Regions from separate parts of the Homo sapiens genome. Here region 1 is linked to region 2. A link is a loop called in an ENCODE intact Hi-C map of the cell type or tissue named here. Cell type or tissue: mammary epithelial cell. All regions are shown on one strand.

The links. Hi-C counts contacts between places; a loop is a spot of excess contacts. Peaks named below come from ENCODE experiments on the same cell type or tissue, not always from the same donor. Only the 100,000 strongest peaks of a DNase experiment are listed, where the experiment ranks them.
Region 1: a loop joins it to region 2, with 9 times the contacts of the local background. A loop is called at or near these places in 18 of 110 quality-filtered maps.

Annotation. Positions count from the first base shown.
Region 1 is chr22:29,150,547-29,158,546 of GRCh38, reverse strand. It overlaps a transcript of KREMEN1 not described here. Among named protein-coding and RNA genes, the nearest start is that of EMID1, 51 kb to the left of the region's middle. RefSeq lists an enhancer at 5,903-6,686. In mammary epithelial cell, a CTCF peak has its summit at 3,919; no DNase peak of the experiment used is centred here.
Region 2 is chr22:29,037,842-29,045,841 of GRCh38, reverse strand. ZNRF3 (zinc and ring finger 3) reads right to left here. Exons shown (of 9, transcript NM_001206998.2): 3 at 3,273-3,347; 4 at 2,412-2,543; 5 at 952-1,062. Among named protein-coding and RNA genes, the nearest start is that of ZNRF3-AS1, 10 kb to the right of the region's middle. RefSeq lists an enhancer at 707-1,001 and a silencer at 707-1,001. In mammary epithelial cell, a CTCF peak has its summit at 4,974 (motif pointing right); a DNase peak (open chromatin) is centred at 5,081; H3K27ac peaks cover 1,165 bases.

The DNA.
Region 1 (8,000 bases), 110 kb before region 2:
GGGCTCTGTGTGACTGTGGAGGCTGCACATCCATGAAGCTGCCCTGCTGGTGGCAGAGACTTTTCCAGCCCTCCAGGCCCAGTTTCCCTAGAATTCCCCGTGCCCCATGTCGGCGCCTCTCCGCTGTTCTCCCTTTTCCTTCCCCAGTGCCCTCTTACATCCTCTTTTCTGCAAAGTGAGCCAGGAATCTTGGCTGGCGTGGCCTCCCCTTGATGTCTTCAGGGCTATTGGGTTTCCCTTGACATTCATCTGGGGGACTCTGTCTCTTGCTCCGGCATCATTTTGTCCCTCTACTGCCATGGCTGGCTGCACGTGAGGAACCTGGACCACATGGGGCTAGATTGCAAATTGGTACCCCGTGTTTTACCCGTGTTTCTCACACTGGGCCAGCCCACTTCTCCAGCCTCATGCTCTCATGTGCTGAGCAACAATCTCAAGGCATTCTGGGCCCTGACATGACTACGAGTTTTTGAATAGTGTGGCAGAGACAGGCTATATATTCGCTAATTTCATTGTACACAACTCCTGGCCCACTGGAAGACTACATTTCCCAGTGGCCTTTGCATCCAGGTGAGACCATGTGACCTGTAACAGACAATGAAATGTGAGGGAAAATGAAGTACAGGACTCCTAGGCCATGTCCCTCTGCCATGTTTGCTCCCCTGACCTGCCTGTTTGTGACACAGATGGTGGAATGACAAGATGGAAGCAATCCCTTCTTACTTTGTAGTCTCCCTTAGAGGCTACACAATGCCCTTCTCCCAGCCCAAGGGCTCAGGGGATGTATCTAGGGGGATTGGCTTTCTCCCCATTTTCCAAGGCGGGTCCTTGCCACCAGCCTCCGTGTTTTCAGGAAGCTCCGTGCAGCCATGGACATGACATTGGCCACAGAGGCAAAGTCATGGTGGGGGCTGGATGTGGTGGCTCACACCTGTAATCCCAGCACTTTGGGAGGCCGAGGCAGGTGGATCACTTGAGGCCAGGAGTTCGAGACCAGCCTGGCCAACATGGTGAAACACCATTTCTACTAAAAATACAAAAATTAGCTGGGCGTGGTGGCACATGCCTGTAATCCCAGCTATTCGGGAGGCTGAGGCAGGAGAATCACCTGAACCCAGGAGGTGGAGGTTGCAGTGAGCTGAGATCGTGCCATTGCACTCCAGCCTGGGCAACAAGAGCGAGACTCCATCTCAAACCACAACGAAAAACAAAGTCATGGTGGGGCCTTGGACACGAATTCTGCTCTCTGGGCCTCGGCTCCCCCACTGGAAAGAAGGCAATCCCCCAGCCTCTCATGATGGAATTCTGGTCCAGGGGACAGCTCTCAGCTGTCTCTGGCTACATCCAAGGGAAGACCTGACTGTAATCTTTGCGTGGAGCCCCCACAGGTCGGCTCCTCTGACTTGGCATAGTTTGTAGAAGCCTGAAGATGATAACCCTCTGGAAAGAGTTTTCCAATATGAATATGTGGGGATGGGCAGGTGTGGCTTCAAAGTTGTAAAAAGGGTTCAGTCCATCTTTACCCCCACTTACCAGCAGGATGACCTTGGTCTAGGAACACCTGTCTGAAGAAGAGATGTTATCCACCCAGGATTAAGTGATGGCAGCACAGGCTTTATTTCTCCAAGACTCAATTTCCTCATCTATAAAAACTGGAATAGAACTGTACCTACCTCATGGGGTTGCTGGGAGAGTCAAAGGAAATAAGGCACCGTATGTAGAGTTGAGCGGGGAGCCTGGTCCGAGGGTGTTTAGTGAATGCAATGTCAAGATGACCGAGTGCCTGCCCCTCAGCAGCCTTGCTCCTCCCAGCTCTGCGTGCAGGCCCTGGGGCTCCCCCGAGTGGTTTGATGAATGCTAGGGCTGCTCACAGCCCTTCATCTGGAATGGGATGCAGCAGTGTGGGGGCCTTCTTAGGGGTGGGTTCCTAGTACCTCATTTAGAGTTTTGAAGAGGCAGCCAGCGTCCTGTGCGGAGAGCATTCCTGTGCGGAGAGCATTCCAAGGCCTGGAAGGCCCACCAATCACCAAGTTCTAGCACAGGCCCAATCAATCACTCCCACAACCTGCTGCAGACTGGCTGGTGGAAGATCAGACGCCCTGGTTGCTGAGGGTTAATTACCAACTTGGCACCCATTGTCTCAGGGAGAAATTGCAAGAGTCTTTCTCTTTTTGTCTCTTTCCAAAGGCATAAACATCTGTACTGCAAGTGGCCCAGGGGGCCTGGAGATGTTTATTTTGTAGTTAACAAAGAGAAGGACATTTTGGCTTGGGAGCTGAGCATTCTGCTGGCCCAAAGCTTCTGGGAGACTCCCTGCACTGGGAGGTGTCTCCAGGAGTGGCTCAGGGTGGGGCAGGGCAGTGGCATGGGTGATGCTGGACAGCAGAATAGATGTCTAGTCCAGGGCATTGGCCAGGCCCCCTTCCTGGGGGCAAGCAGGGGAAGCAGTGTTCCTCAGTGCTCCTAGTGCGTGCTGGAAACACATGCACCAGCCTTTTAACAGTGCTTCCACTGAGCAGTGTGACAGTGAGAGAGACTTATGTTGTTCTTTTTGTTTTGTGTGCTTTCCAAATTTTTTTTTTTTTTTGAGATGGAGTTTCACTCTTGTTGCCCAGGCTGGAATGCAGTGGCACCGTCTCAGTTCACTGCAACCTCTGCTTCCTGGGTTCAAGTGATTCTCCTGCCTCAGCCTCCTGAGTAGCTGGGATTACAGGCACGCGCCACCACACCCAGCTAATTTTTGTATTTTTAGTAGAGACGGGGTTTCGCCATGTTGACCAGGCTGATCTCAAACCTCTGACCTCAGGTGATCCTCCTGCCTTGGCCTCTCAAAGTGCTGGAATTACAGGTGTGAGCCACCGGGCCCAGCCTCCAAATTTTAAAATAATCCACCTGCACTTTATTTTCAAACTTGCACATGTAATGCATGAATGTAAGAGATTCAAGCCACATATAAATATATCAAATAAAATGTGAAAATGTAAGTGTCCTCACCTTCTCTTTTCCTTTTTGGAGACAGGGTTTCACTCTGTTGCCCAGGCTGGAGTGCAATGGCGTGATCACGGCTCACTGCAGCCTAGACCTCCCAGGCTCAAGTGATTCTCCCACTTCAGCCTCCTGAGTAGCTAGGACTACAGGCACACACCACCATGCTTGGCTAATTTTTATATTTTTTGTAGACACCGGGTTTTGCCATGTTGCCCAGGCTGGTCTCGAACTCCTGGGCTCAAGAGATCCACTTACCTTGGCCTCCCAAAGTGCTGGGATTACAGGCGTAAGCAACTGCCCCTGGCCTCCTCCTGTCTTCTTCCTTTCCTTTTCCAAAGGTGACCACAATAAGAGTTAGGCACAGAACTTGCAGGACTTTGCTGGTGCCTTTGTATACACATACATATATTTCCCTCCCTCTTTTTAAAATTTGGCCAAAAAAAAAAAATTACACTTATGCTTTGTTCTTTGACTTTTTTCACGTAAGATATTCTGATACAGTGTGTGTAGAAGCACTACATTAATTTGTTCTTTTTTTTTCATTGCCTTTGGAGATTATACACCACATTAATTTCAATGGTGACATAGGATTTCATAGTATGGAGGTAGAATAATTCATCTGATCACTTATCTGATAGAATGAGTTCTTTAGAGGGCTTGGTGAGAGTGAGACCTGGGCTAATGTCCAGGTTTAGAGTCAGGACACCTGTGACATTATTTTTTTCTTTTTTCTTTTCTCTCGCAATTTTGCCCAGGCTGATTCTGAACTCCTGGGCTCAAGGCATCCTTCCTCTCAGCCTCCAGAGTAGCTGGGATTACAGGCACGCATCACCGCGCTGGGCAAAAAATCCGTGTAACTGTAATGGAAGGGCTTGAGAGCAGTTGCGGTTCAGGGCTGGCCTTCTTCCGCAGATCTGCAGTCTTACCACGGGGCGGCGCTGGTGAGCAAGCCTGCGCTGGGACGGCTCCTGCAGGAAAGGCGAGGGCGGCAGGAGGCGGCGGCTGGGGGCTCTGCCGCAGCGGGAGCTGGGCGGGCGGGCAGCTCCTTACCTCTGCCAGCTGGGCCAGGGGCCTTAGCCTATTTGTCCACCTGCAGCATTGGGGGAACTATGAGGACATTCAAATTCTGCATTTGTTCCCTTACCTGAAGCAACAGATAAGGAAATCCACTGCAGGCAGGGAGTCGGCAGAAAAGGGTATTTTCACCCAACAGCTAGGTCCCTAAGAAAGTAAAGGTCAATAGATACCTTTATTAAATGGGGTCACATATTGAAGGTCCTGGGGGAAACCAGCTACTTGAAGGAACCAAGTCAGGAATTATTCTCTAAGGAGGGAACTGCCCCTACTTTGTGCATTGTAAACTTGGAGTTTGATAAATAGGGTTCTCAATCTGAAAGGCAGGGCAAATCTGAGGTGCCCCCTGCTCCTGGTGGTCCCCTGAGTTTACTGATAAAAATTGTTAAAATGTATTGAGGACTCACAGGCCAGTCACTGAGCTAAATATTGTACCTTTCTTATTTCATTTAATCTTCACAACAACCCTATGAGAAACTACTGCTGTATCTCTTTTCTTTCTTTTTTTTTTTTTTGAGAGGAAGTCTTGCCGTTACCCAGGCTGGAGTGCAGTGACTAGATCTCGGCTCACTGCAACCTCCGCCTCCCAGGTTCAAGCGATTCTCCTGCCTCAGCCTCCCGGAGTAGCTAGGGAGTAGCACGCCAGGCTGATTTTTTTGTATCTTTAGTAGAGACGGGGTTTCAACATGTTGGCCAGGCTGGTCTCAAATTCCTGACCTCAGGTGATCCGCCCGCCTCGGCCTCCCAAAGTGCTGGGATTATAGGCATGAGCCACCATGCCCAGCCTGTACCTATTTTCTAGATGAATAAATGGAGGTTATAAAGGAGCCAGGCATGGTGGCTGGTGCCTGTAATCTCAGCACTTCGGGAGGCCAAGACGAGAGGATCACTTGAGCCCAGGAGTTCAAGACTAACCTGGGCAACATAGTGAGACGCTGTCTCTACAATAATTAAAAAAAAAAGAAAAAATCAGCTGGACGTAGCAGCCCACGCCTGTGGTCCCAGCTACTCAGGAAGCTGAGATGGAAGGATTGTTCAAACCCAGGAGAGTGAGGCTGCAATGAGCTATGATTGTGCTGTCAGAGGCAATGGAAACAGAGCGACTCCATCTTGAATAGGGGCTGAATAAAATGAGGCTGAGACCAGCTGGGCTGCATTCTAAGGAGGCTGGGCATTCTTAGTCACAGGATGAGATAGGAGGTCGGCAGGACTGGCTTCACAAGATACAGGTCACAAAGACCCCGCTGATAAAATGAGATGCAGTGAAGAAGCCGGACAAAACCCGCCAAAACCAACATGGCTGGTTGTCCTCACTGGTCATTATATGCTAATTATAATTCATTAGCATGTGAAAAGACACTCCCACCAGGGCCATGACAGTTTATGAATGCCATGGCAATATCTGGAAGTTACCCTATATGGTCTAAAAAGGGAAGGAACCCTCAGTTCCGGGAACTCCCCACCCCTTTCCCAGAAAACTCATGAATAATCCATCCCTTGTTTAGTATATCATCAAGAAATAACCGTAAGTCTACTCAGTCAAGCAGCCCATGCCGCTGCTCTCCCTATGGAGTAGCCCTCCTTTATTCCTTTACTTTCTTAATAGACTTGCTTTCACTTTACTGTCAGCTCACTCTTGAGTTCCTTCCTGCTTCAAGCCAGGAACCCATGGGGCACCCCCAGGCTGAATCCCAGTTTTGGAGTTTACCCTGTGACGGTGCCACTGCTCTCCAGCCTGGGCGACAGAGTGAGACCCTGTCTTTAGAGAGAGGAAAAAAAGGAAAGGTTGTGCTTGGCAGGCAGTGTGCCAGAGCCCCAAGAGTCAGCAGGAGGGGTTGGGGGGAGAGTGGAGGGGTGCAAGGGGCGGGGAGGAGCTGGAGAAAGTTGAGCAGATTCTGTCTCCCGCTAGGGCAGATCCCAGCCCAGTAAGTCAGCGCACAGAAGGGCAGGCCTCGCCCGTCTCACAGGACTGAGAAGAAAGGCGAGTTTCTAAGAGACTGGAGGACTCCCTACATGGGAAAGGGAAGTGATTTTAGCCTGTTTGGCTGGGAGTTCGGCTGATGGTTCCAACTCATGGGTATTAGCAGAGGGGAACAAGGAATTGCTGAGGGTGGCAAATTGGTTATAATTAAGAGAACCTGGGAGACGCAAAACAATGTGAAGGCCACCAGCTGTCCTGGATCTGGAGACTCTGTCCTTGGAGCCGCTTGTAGGGGGTTAGAGGGATGGCTCAGGAAACCAGCCGCCCTCCCCTGCAGTGCAGACCATTCAGCAAAGACTGCAGGAGGATGGAGCCTCTCTGCCTGATATTCCCAGGGCCCAGGGGACTGCCCTTGCTCCTGGGTCTTCCTTCCTGCTTCACTGTCACCTTTTCTTCCTCCACAATTTAAATGTACCCATCTTGTCTCTTAGGAAAGCAAACAGGCTTGGGAGTGGGCTCAAATCCTGACTCCTGTGCTTTTTTTTTTTTTTTTTAAGACAGAGTCTTGCTCTGTCTCCCAGGCTGGAGTGCAATGGCACAATCTCGGCTCACGGCAACCTCCACCTCCCCGGTTCAAGCAATTCTCCTGCCTCAGACTCCTGAGTAGCTGGGATTACAGGCATGTGCTACCACACCTGGCTAATTTTTATATTTTTAGTAGAGACAGGGTTTCACCATGTTGGCCAGGCTAGTCTCAAACTCCTGACCTCAAGTGATCCACCCACCTCAGCCTCCCAAAGTGCTGAGATTACAGGCATGAGACATCATGCCTGGCCGGTTTTTACACTTTTTAATTTTGGGGGGAAAAAATCAAAAGAATAGCATTTTGTAGCATTTCGTGACACATGAACATTATATAAACTTCAGGTTTTGGTGTCCGTGAAGTTTTATGGGAACACAAGCGTGACCATTTGTTTACATATTGTCTGTGGCTAATAACAAGGGGAGCTTGGTGGCCCCCATCCCCCGACTCCTCATGGAGTTGCGTAGATGGCTCCAGGGCTTGTTGGAGTCATCCAGGGTCCCAGTGGCTGGCCTGTGGTTCTGGTCAATGGATCTGAGACTGTATAGCCTGCAAAGTCTAAAATGTTTAGTATTTAGCCTTTTACAGAAAATGTTTGCCGACCCCTGGCATAAATGCCTGACAACAGGTGATCAGTAAAATGTATCCTGTTATTCGTATTATTATGACTGTTACTATTATCCCTTCTGGCCTCATTTTAACTTTCAAATAATCATGCTCATGGCTTAATGGAGAGATTCTAAACCTGAGGTCCATGGAAGGGTTTCAGGGGGCAGGGGGTCTCTGGACCCCTGCAGTTTGGCAGATGGGGTCTTTTTTGCAGGGAGAGGCTCCATCCAACCCCTGGTTCTCAAAGGGGTTTGTGTCATCAAATAGGTAAAGAAGTGTAGGTTTGATTCTTCCTTGACCCAGGAAAATCGATCCACACTTTCCCTGGGCTTTCCGGAGGCCATATCCTTGAAGATGAGCTATTTGGGGGCCCACCCACTGCCTGTGTTGGAGGGGCCTGCAGCTCAACAGGAGTAAGGACCCCCAGCTTTGGAGCCAGTGGTCCCAGGCTGAGTCCGAACCTTGGCGGCCCCTGGCTGGACCCCTTCTCTGACCCTCAGTTCCCTTGTTGGGTTGCGGCAAAGATGAATTCGGTAATGTCTGTTGGTCACTTGGCACAGCGTCTGGTACACAGTACGTACTGCAGAGATGGTAGTGGTTATTAATCTTATTGTCCTTGCACATTCAAAAGTGCTTTCCTCAGCTCACTCAGACCCAGGAAAAGCTGCGCCTGTGTTTGGCTGAATTTGAGGTCTGAATACCCCTTGAGGGCCCTTAATCTCTATCTTAGGTACCAGCAACTAAGGCAAGTCCACTAAACATTCACATGATCAATATGCAAAGAAGCACGACCCTCAGTGAAGTTTTTAAAAGTTCAGTGACCTC
Region 2 (8,000 bases):
GCACATATTCTAGACCTGTGGAGTGTTTATAATACTTATTAACGTTGACTTAAACACTTCCTTTGGGACGGGCGTGGTGGCTCACGCCTGTAATCCCAGCATTTTGGGAGGCCGAGGCGGGCGGATCACATGAGGTTAGGAGTTTGAGACCAGGCTGGCCAACATGGTAAAACCCCGTCTCTATTAAAAATACAAAAATTAGCCGGGTGCCTGTAATTCCAGCTACTTGGGAGGCTAAGGCATGAGACTCAGTTGACCCCGGGAGGTGGAGGTTGCAGTGAGCCGAGATCATGCCATTGCACTCCAGCCTGGGTGACAGAATGAGATCTTGTCTCAAAGAAATAAAAAAATAAAATAAACACTTCCTTCGAAACACCTGCTGGAGATATTCCCAATGCTTAACCTTTGTAGGACTAGCCCTTTTAGAACAGAGAAGGCACTGGGCTGTAAGTTTTGATCTTTTTTTTTTTTTTTTTTTTGTGAGACAGGGTCTTACTCTGTTACCCAGGCTGGAATGCAGTGGTGTGATCATAGCTCATTGCAACCTCTGCCCTCTAGGCTCAAGTGATCCTCCCACCTCAGCCTCCCGAGTAGCTGGGACTACACGTACATGCCACCATGCCCAGCTAATTTTTGTATTTTTGGTAGAGACGGGGTTTTGCCATGTTGACTAGGCTGGTCTTGAACTCGTGAGCTCAAGTGATCTGCCTGCCTCGGCCTCCCAAAGTGCTGGGATTACAAGCGTGAGTCATGGTGCCTGGCCTAGTTTGCTCTTATTTTTTTTCCATCTTTGCAGTTTCTAGGCCACTGGGAACAGGCTGCAGAGCTCAGAGTCCACAGCTGTGAGGCTCCATGTTGCACCATCAAAAAATAAGGTGACGAGAGTCCTGGTTTTCCCCAGTGTCACGGCAAGAGGGGTTACTGCTCACGGGCTACACACAGAGGCACTACCTGACTGCGTCGCTGCTTCAGCTTGATTTTGACAAGGAGGATGAGGCAGACCAAGGAGACCACGACGAAGAAAGCCAGGAAAATCCCCATGTCAAAGTATTCAGTGGGTTGCTGGAACGGAACACAGACACAGTGAGTCACAGCCTCTCTCCAGCCTGGTAAGCGGCACATGGGCTATCTTGGCTTTGTCAGGATAAAGATGGGGTGACCGGGATGAGTTTCCCCTCAATTTGCAGGAAACTCCTGGGGTTCTGCTCACATGCACATGGTGTGCTCCCTAGGCCCATGTAGTGCCTTTGGTGTGGCCCAGGGGGACGCCTGTGGCGATCTCAGCCAGGCCCCCCAAGAGCCAAGGGAACTCTGTTGGTAAAGCCTGTGGAATACTGCAAAGTTGGCTGTAACTGGTAAGAAAGGCCCTTCCAAATCAACACAAATAATCACATTTATAGGACAAAAGAGTGAGTGTCATGTTTTGAGGGAACAGTGATTACTAACCGTATAATTAATGGTTTACAACAACTCAGAAAATTGTATGCTGCTTCCACAAATATCAGCTTCCACTACAATGAGTCATATTTACCAAAGCGCTTTTTTTTTTCCCTTTAAAAAGAAGCCAACAAGTCAGTTCAGCAAACTCCCTCTAGTTTTAGTTCTTACCTTTTCCTCACTGCCTCCTAAAACCTCACAGCCACCTTATCTGGGACCTCCATTTGGCCAATGGGAATAGAGCTTTGCAAAGTGGAAGCTGCATGTAACCGGCTATGTTGTGTATGGGAAAGAATCATCCTACACTGTGAATGTCCCAATATTTGTGAGGAGGAAATAACACCAATATAGGGCACCAGCCCAAGGTTCCTGGAATTCTTCAGCTTGAGGTTTGAGCAGAAGAGGCTGGTTAAGAGTTAGTGGCCAGTAGTGTCTCTTCTACATACTTAAGAGATGCAGATGCTATTCATTTAGCCGTCGAACTCAATCCCAGTTGAAAGCTAACTTTTCCAGACTCAAATTAACTTGGGGAGTTTCAATAAGGTAATCTACTCTACAGGAAGAAGGAAATACAAGCCTTTTTTTCTAGTGTCTAAGCCAGATAGAAGAAGGAAGCCACGGGAAGCCAGGTGCTGGATGCCCCATCCCTTCAATCCTCCTCAGTTTGCCTTTCAGAGGGAGATGGGATGGAAAAGAAAGGATGAGAGATGGCCAAGAGGGAATGCCAGGTGGAAGAGGCCAGAGACATCTTAGCACAAAAGTATCTATTTCTGGTAGGATTTCTCAAATTCACTATAAAGGAACATGAGTAAAATTTCACCCTGGCCTTGAGTCCAATAGCTGATCTAAGCCTGCAGGAACCTGGGGTATGCCAGCATTTCAGACAGAGATAGGAATGAAAGCCCAAGGGAAATAAAGGGACAGGTAGTAGCAGAGAAGGCCCCGAGCCTGTGCCAAATGGTGCGGAGGCTCACTCGAGGAGGGCGGTGCTGGATCCTTGCTCGAGCCACTTTCTGCTTGTTGACGATGTTCATCAGCTTAATGGCATCTGCACCCTTCACATACACCACCGGCCTCTTGAGCGGGTCTTCAGAGCCCTGGTTCAGCTAAGGAAGAAGAGAGGGCTCTGGTTAAAAGGTGCGCTTACTTTAAGAAGCAGTAGAGAGAAAGAAAGGCTGGAGGGAAGGAACACTGAATACCTGTCTGGAATCCTCCAGCTCTTCCAACATTACAGCCTTGGAGCTCCCAGAAGAGCAAGGCTGAGAATGACGCTTGTTTTGGGATGGACTGGGCAAGCAGAAGGCCCAGAAAGGTCTTAGAAAATGCCCCCTGAACCCGGTGCAGTGGCTCACGCCTATAATCCCAGCACTTTGGGAGGCCGAGGCAGATGGATCACAAGGTCAAGAGTTCAAGACCAGCCTGGCCAACATGGTGAAACCCCATCTCTACTAAAAACACAAAAATTAGCCAGGCGTGGTGGCTCGTGCCTATAATTCCAGATACTTGGGAGGCTGAGGCAGGAGAATCGCTTGAACCCGGGAGGTGGAGATTGCAGTGAGCTGAAATTGCGCCACTGCACTCCAGCCTGGGTGACAGAGCAAGACTCCATCTCGGGGGAAAAAAAGAGAAAATGCCCCCTGTGCCCCAATTCCCTGGCTCTTAACCTCGCCCAGTATACCTCCTTTGGGAATTATGTCCAAACATGGACACCTAACTTCAGAAGACAAGAGCAAATGCTCTGAGATGAGGGTGACATGACCGGGACAAGCCAAGCTCACTAAAGGAAGTGCCTTTCTCAGGGAGGCTGCAGTGTTGGCATGGCCTGAGGAGCTTACCTGATCAATAGCTTCTGGGTTTTCAGACACATCAAAGATGACTGCAGTAGCTCCCCGCTGTACTGCTCGCTTGGCCTGCCAGAGTTAAAAAAACAGCAGGTTGGCCCTCTGGTCCTCTTACCTTTTCAAAGTTGGCCTTGGCAATCAGGCCTGTAATCAAATGCAGAATCTGACAGTTACCAACTTAGGTGACTTCAGGGATGTTACTTCACTTTCCTAATCCTCAATTTTCCCATCTATAAAGAAGGGGACTGATGACTAGAGTTAACAATAACATATAGTTTCAAATAGCTAGGAGAAGGACATTCCCAACACAAAGAAGTGATAAATGTTTGAGATAATGGATATGCGAATTACCCTGATCTGATCACTATACCTTGTATGTATTGAAATATTGCTATGTACCCCACGAATATGTACAATTATTATCTGTCAATTAGAAAACTTTTTTTTAAAGAGGACAATTTCACCTACCTTGTATGGTAATCATGAGGTCAGATGACTTATAATAGGGGAAAATACATAATTGATAACTTAACAAACTTTTGTCTTCCTATCCAGCCCAAATACTGAAAACAACCTACACATCAACAACCTGCCCAGTCAGTACAGAGGTATTGGTTTCAGTATTTCCTGTTTCAGAGCCATTGGCAACCAAAGCAAGTGCCTTTGGTCCATCTCATGCGGTTCCTTTTTCCTTCCCATGTCACCCAGTTAGAAGAATATATTGAGTATTTCTGAATGAGTCTCAAAATGGTTAATTTTAATAAGTGACACAAGCTGAAGACCTCTGGAGACACTGTCGGTGGTGGGAGCTGTGAAAAATAATTGTAAATGGGGTTTTGAAGCAGTTGGCTGCCAGACCTGGCTACACATCAAAAGCCACTTGGGAAGTTTGTAAAGCAGGTTTCCTGGCTCAAACCACAGAGACTGATTGAGCAGGGCTGGAGTCAGGCCCAGGAAACTGAGTTGTGTATGCTTTCTGGGGGATTCAGATGATTCAACTACTTGGGGAACTACTGATCAGAGGGATGAGATTAGAATGTTTTAGGAACAAATGAGAAGTGACGGGATTCTTTTTGGGGGAGGTGGGGGAAGGATTCCTTTCCATCCCAAAGAACCTTCTAATTCCATGTCCAGCTAAGGGGACAGCAAGGCAGAAGCTGTGGAAAAACAAGACTTAAGATATAGCATGGCTGGAGTTCGAGACCAGTCTAGGTAACATAGCAAGACCCCATTATCTAAAAAATAACAGAAAAATTAGCTGGGTGTGGCAGGACGTAACTGTAGTCTCAGCTACTCGGGAGGCTGAGGTAGGAGGTTTGATTGAGCCCAAGAGGTAGAGGTTGGGTTGTGATTGCACCACTTCATTCTAGCCTGAGTGACAGAGCAAGACCCTGTCTCCACAAAATATATACATACATACATACATGCATGTCCTGGCTTTTAGGAGCCTGAATCTTGTTAGGGAAGTAAGACACTTCTAATGTGTGTATGTATAGAAGGCAAACCCAGCCTTCTATAAGACGCGCAAATGATGGCTAGTGCTTAGAGATCAACAGAGTTACTATGGGCCACAGTGCTTGAGAAAGAATAAAATTGAAATTCCTTTCCGTAGGAATAATCGCTCTACATTGATGTGGCGTGAGAAAGCAAAGTTGCCCAGAACACAGCTAGACCAATAGCTCCACTGGCCCACTAGAGGGCAGTCTCACCCTATAGCTTTTACAACAAACCAATTCCTTGTATTTAGCACCAAACAGTACCAAAAACAACTTCAGTAAAATCTTCAGTATACTGCAAGTTCCTTGGCAGTTTAAGAAGTTCTGGCACTCTGGACAATCTGTCTTTGTCTTGCAGGGGACCCTTTCTTTTTGAATGGAGATTCAATGCATTGAAAGTCTCTGCCGATTGTCCACCACACCCTGTTTCATCACCAGATTGCTAGGCTAGGAGTCAGGAATGAATCCTGGGAGCTATTCCTGCCTCTGCCACTGGCATGCTGCCAACAGTGGACAAGTCACTCAATTGCTTTCAGCCTCAGCCTCAGTTTCCCCATCTGTTAAAAAAAAAAAAGGCGGTGGGGGATGGCTGGGCATGGTGGCTTATGCCTGTAATCCCAGCATTCTGAGAGGCTTAGGCGGGTAGATCACCTGAGGTCAGGAGTTCCAGACCAGTCTGGCCAACATGGTGAAAGCCTATCTCTACTAAAAATGCAAAAAATCAGCTGGATGTGGTGGCATGTGCTTGTACTCCCAGTTACTCGGGAGGCTGAGGCAGGAGAATCACTTGAGCCTGGGAGGCGGAGGTTGTAATGAGCCGAGATCGCACCACGGCACTCCAGCCTGGGCGACAGAGTGAGACTCTGCCTCAAAAAAAAAAAGGGGGAGGGGGTGCAGGGAGGCCGCCTATGTTATTATGACTAGAGTCCCTTCTAAATTCCCAGCCTTGGTCACTCAAATGAGAAGCAGCAGGCTATCAGAGCAACTCAGAACTACACTGGCCCTGTCACCCTCCTCCAGGAAGAGAGGATGCTGATGACACAGCTGAAAAAGTGTGAGGCGAGAGTGGCATCACTTTCCTCCACCATAGAGCTATCTATCTTTCTATCTATCAGAGATGGGCTTTCACTCTGTCACCTGGGCTGGAGTGGTGCAATCATAGCTCACTGCAGCCTCAAACTCCTGGCCTCGAATGATCCTCCTGCCTCAGCCTCCTGAGTAGCTGGGACTGCAGGTGCCTGCTACCATGCCAGGCTAATTTTTTTTTTTTTTTTTTTTTTTTTGGTAGAGACGAGGTCTCACTATGTTGCCCAGGTTGGTCTTGAGCTCCTGGGCTCAAGTGATCCTCCCATTCCGGCCTCCCAAAGTGCTGAGATCACAGGCATGAGCCACCATACTGGCTATCCATAGAGCTCTTTAGGGACACAGACTCCTCTGCCAGAGGCCAACAGCTCATGGATGCCAGAGTTAATATAATTGTAAGTAGATGCTGGTGTTTTCCGCTTAGGTGGTATCCTAGGCTTTTTCATAAATTCCTTCTCCAGACATAGAAGGGCCCTGAGGAAAAGCACTAAAAATGAGGAAATAAACAGCCCCTCTCATTCCTTTATTTGGCTTTCATTCCACAATCAAGCACATCAAACAGCACCCTCGGGGAAGGTACAATTCAGATAAGTCCAGATCAGGAGCGCGGTACCTGTGCGCTTTGATGCAGGTGCACCTGGAGAGTCTAATGGCCTCAGGATGAAAGGCTGCAGGATCTGGGGTAGGGAATGCCTTCCCAGGAGAGACATGCCTCAGGGAAGCCATTTAGCCACGTGGCCTTCTTAAAGTTCAGGCTTCCCTGCTCCGCCCGGAACGTGGAGGTCTCAAGGACTCAGAGGTTCCGGATGAAGCATGATCCATTTGAGAGACACAAAAGACGTTTTTCACAAAATCTAGGACATGGTGATATGTTTCCTGGTTTTTACAGTGAAGAGGGCAGGTCAGTAATAAGGCAGCTGGTTGTAGTTGCACGGGCCTGTAATCCCAGCTACTTGGGAGGCTGAGGCGGGAGTATCACTTGAGCCCAGGGGTTTGAATCTGTCTCTCTCTCTCTCTCTATATATATATATATGGTGCTTAAATTCCATTTACAGCTTGACTTCCAATACAACCAGGCAAAGGCACAGGATCTAAGGACATACCTTGTTTGAGAAAAATACTTCATTCGCACAGGTGATCTACTTTTAAAATAATATTTAATGTAAACTACTATTAAAATCAGTTTGTATTTCCTGCACACACCAGGACTGGACAGGAGGGGAGCCAAGCTAAGATCCTAAAGGGAACTTGCCTGTCAGAAGCCAGCTTAGGATTTAAAATAGGCCATGAATAACCCATATTTAGAAAAAGACACTTTTATTATACTGTTCTGAAAGGAAATTAAAAAAATACAGGCCAGGTGCAGTGGCTCATGCCTGTAATCTCAGCACTTTCGGAGGTTGAGGCAGGAGGACTGCTTGAAGCCAGGAGTTCAAGACTAGCCTGGGCAATATAGCAAGACTGTCTCCACAAAAAAGTTAAAAACTAGGCAGGCATGGTGGCATTCACCTGTAGTCCCAGCTCCTCGGGAGGCTGAGGTAGACTGCTTGAGCCCAGGAGGTTGAAGCTGTAGTGAGCCATGATTGTGCCACTGCACTCCAGCCTGGGCGACAGGGCGAGACCCTGTCTTAAAAAAAAAAAAAAAAGCAACAGAACATTACTTGGTCATTCTTTGCCCCCTGCCCTTATTTTCAGTTTAAAAATTGATGAGGCATATTCCTTGAACCAATCACTCTCACAGATCATTCACCATTTTAATTACTCAAGTGTAGACCAGAATATTATTTCAAAACAAACCTAGACCCTAATTAGGAGTTCACAGTCTTGTGGCCACCAGAAATCCTATCTTTAGGATCTTTAAGTCACATACTTAACGTCCAAAACTCTGAAGCTGGGGCCCTTTCAAAGAAAGGATGGGAAAGATGCAGCCTGGTGGATATGGTTGGATGAAAGTCACTGGTAAACTGGGCTGTAGCTGGAGAGGGCCGTTATCCCTAAACTGTGCACAGCCTGGAGTGCAAGATTAACAGAAGGGTGTGACTGCAGAACACAGGTGGGAAGTTTTGGCAAGGCCTCCCAGAAGCAGCCAAAGGCCTTGTCTTGCTGCCCTCTATGTGCCCTTCCCCTCATCCCCACCCACAAG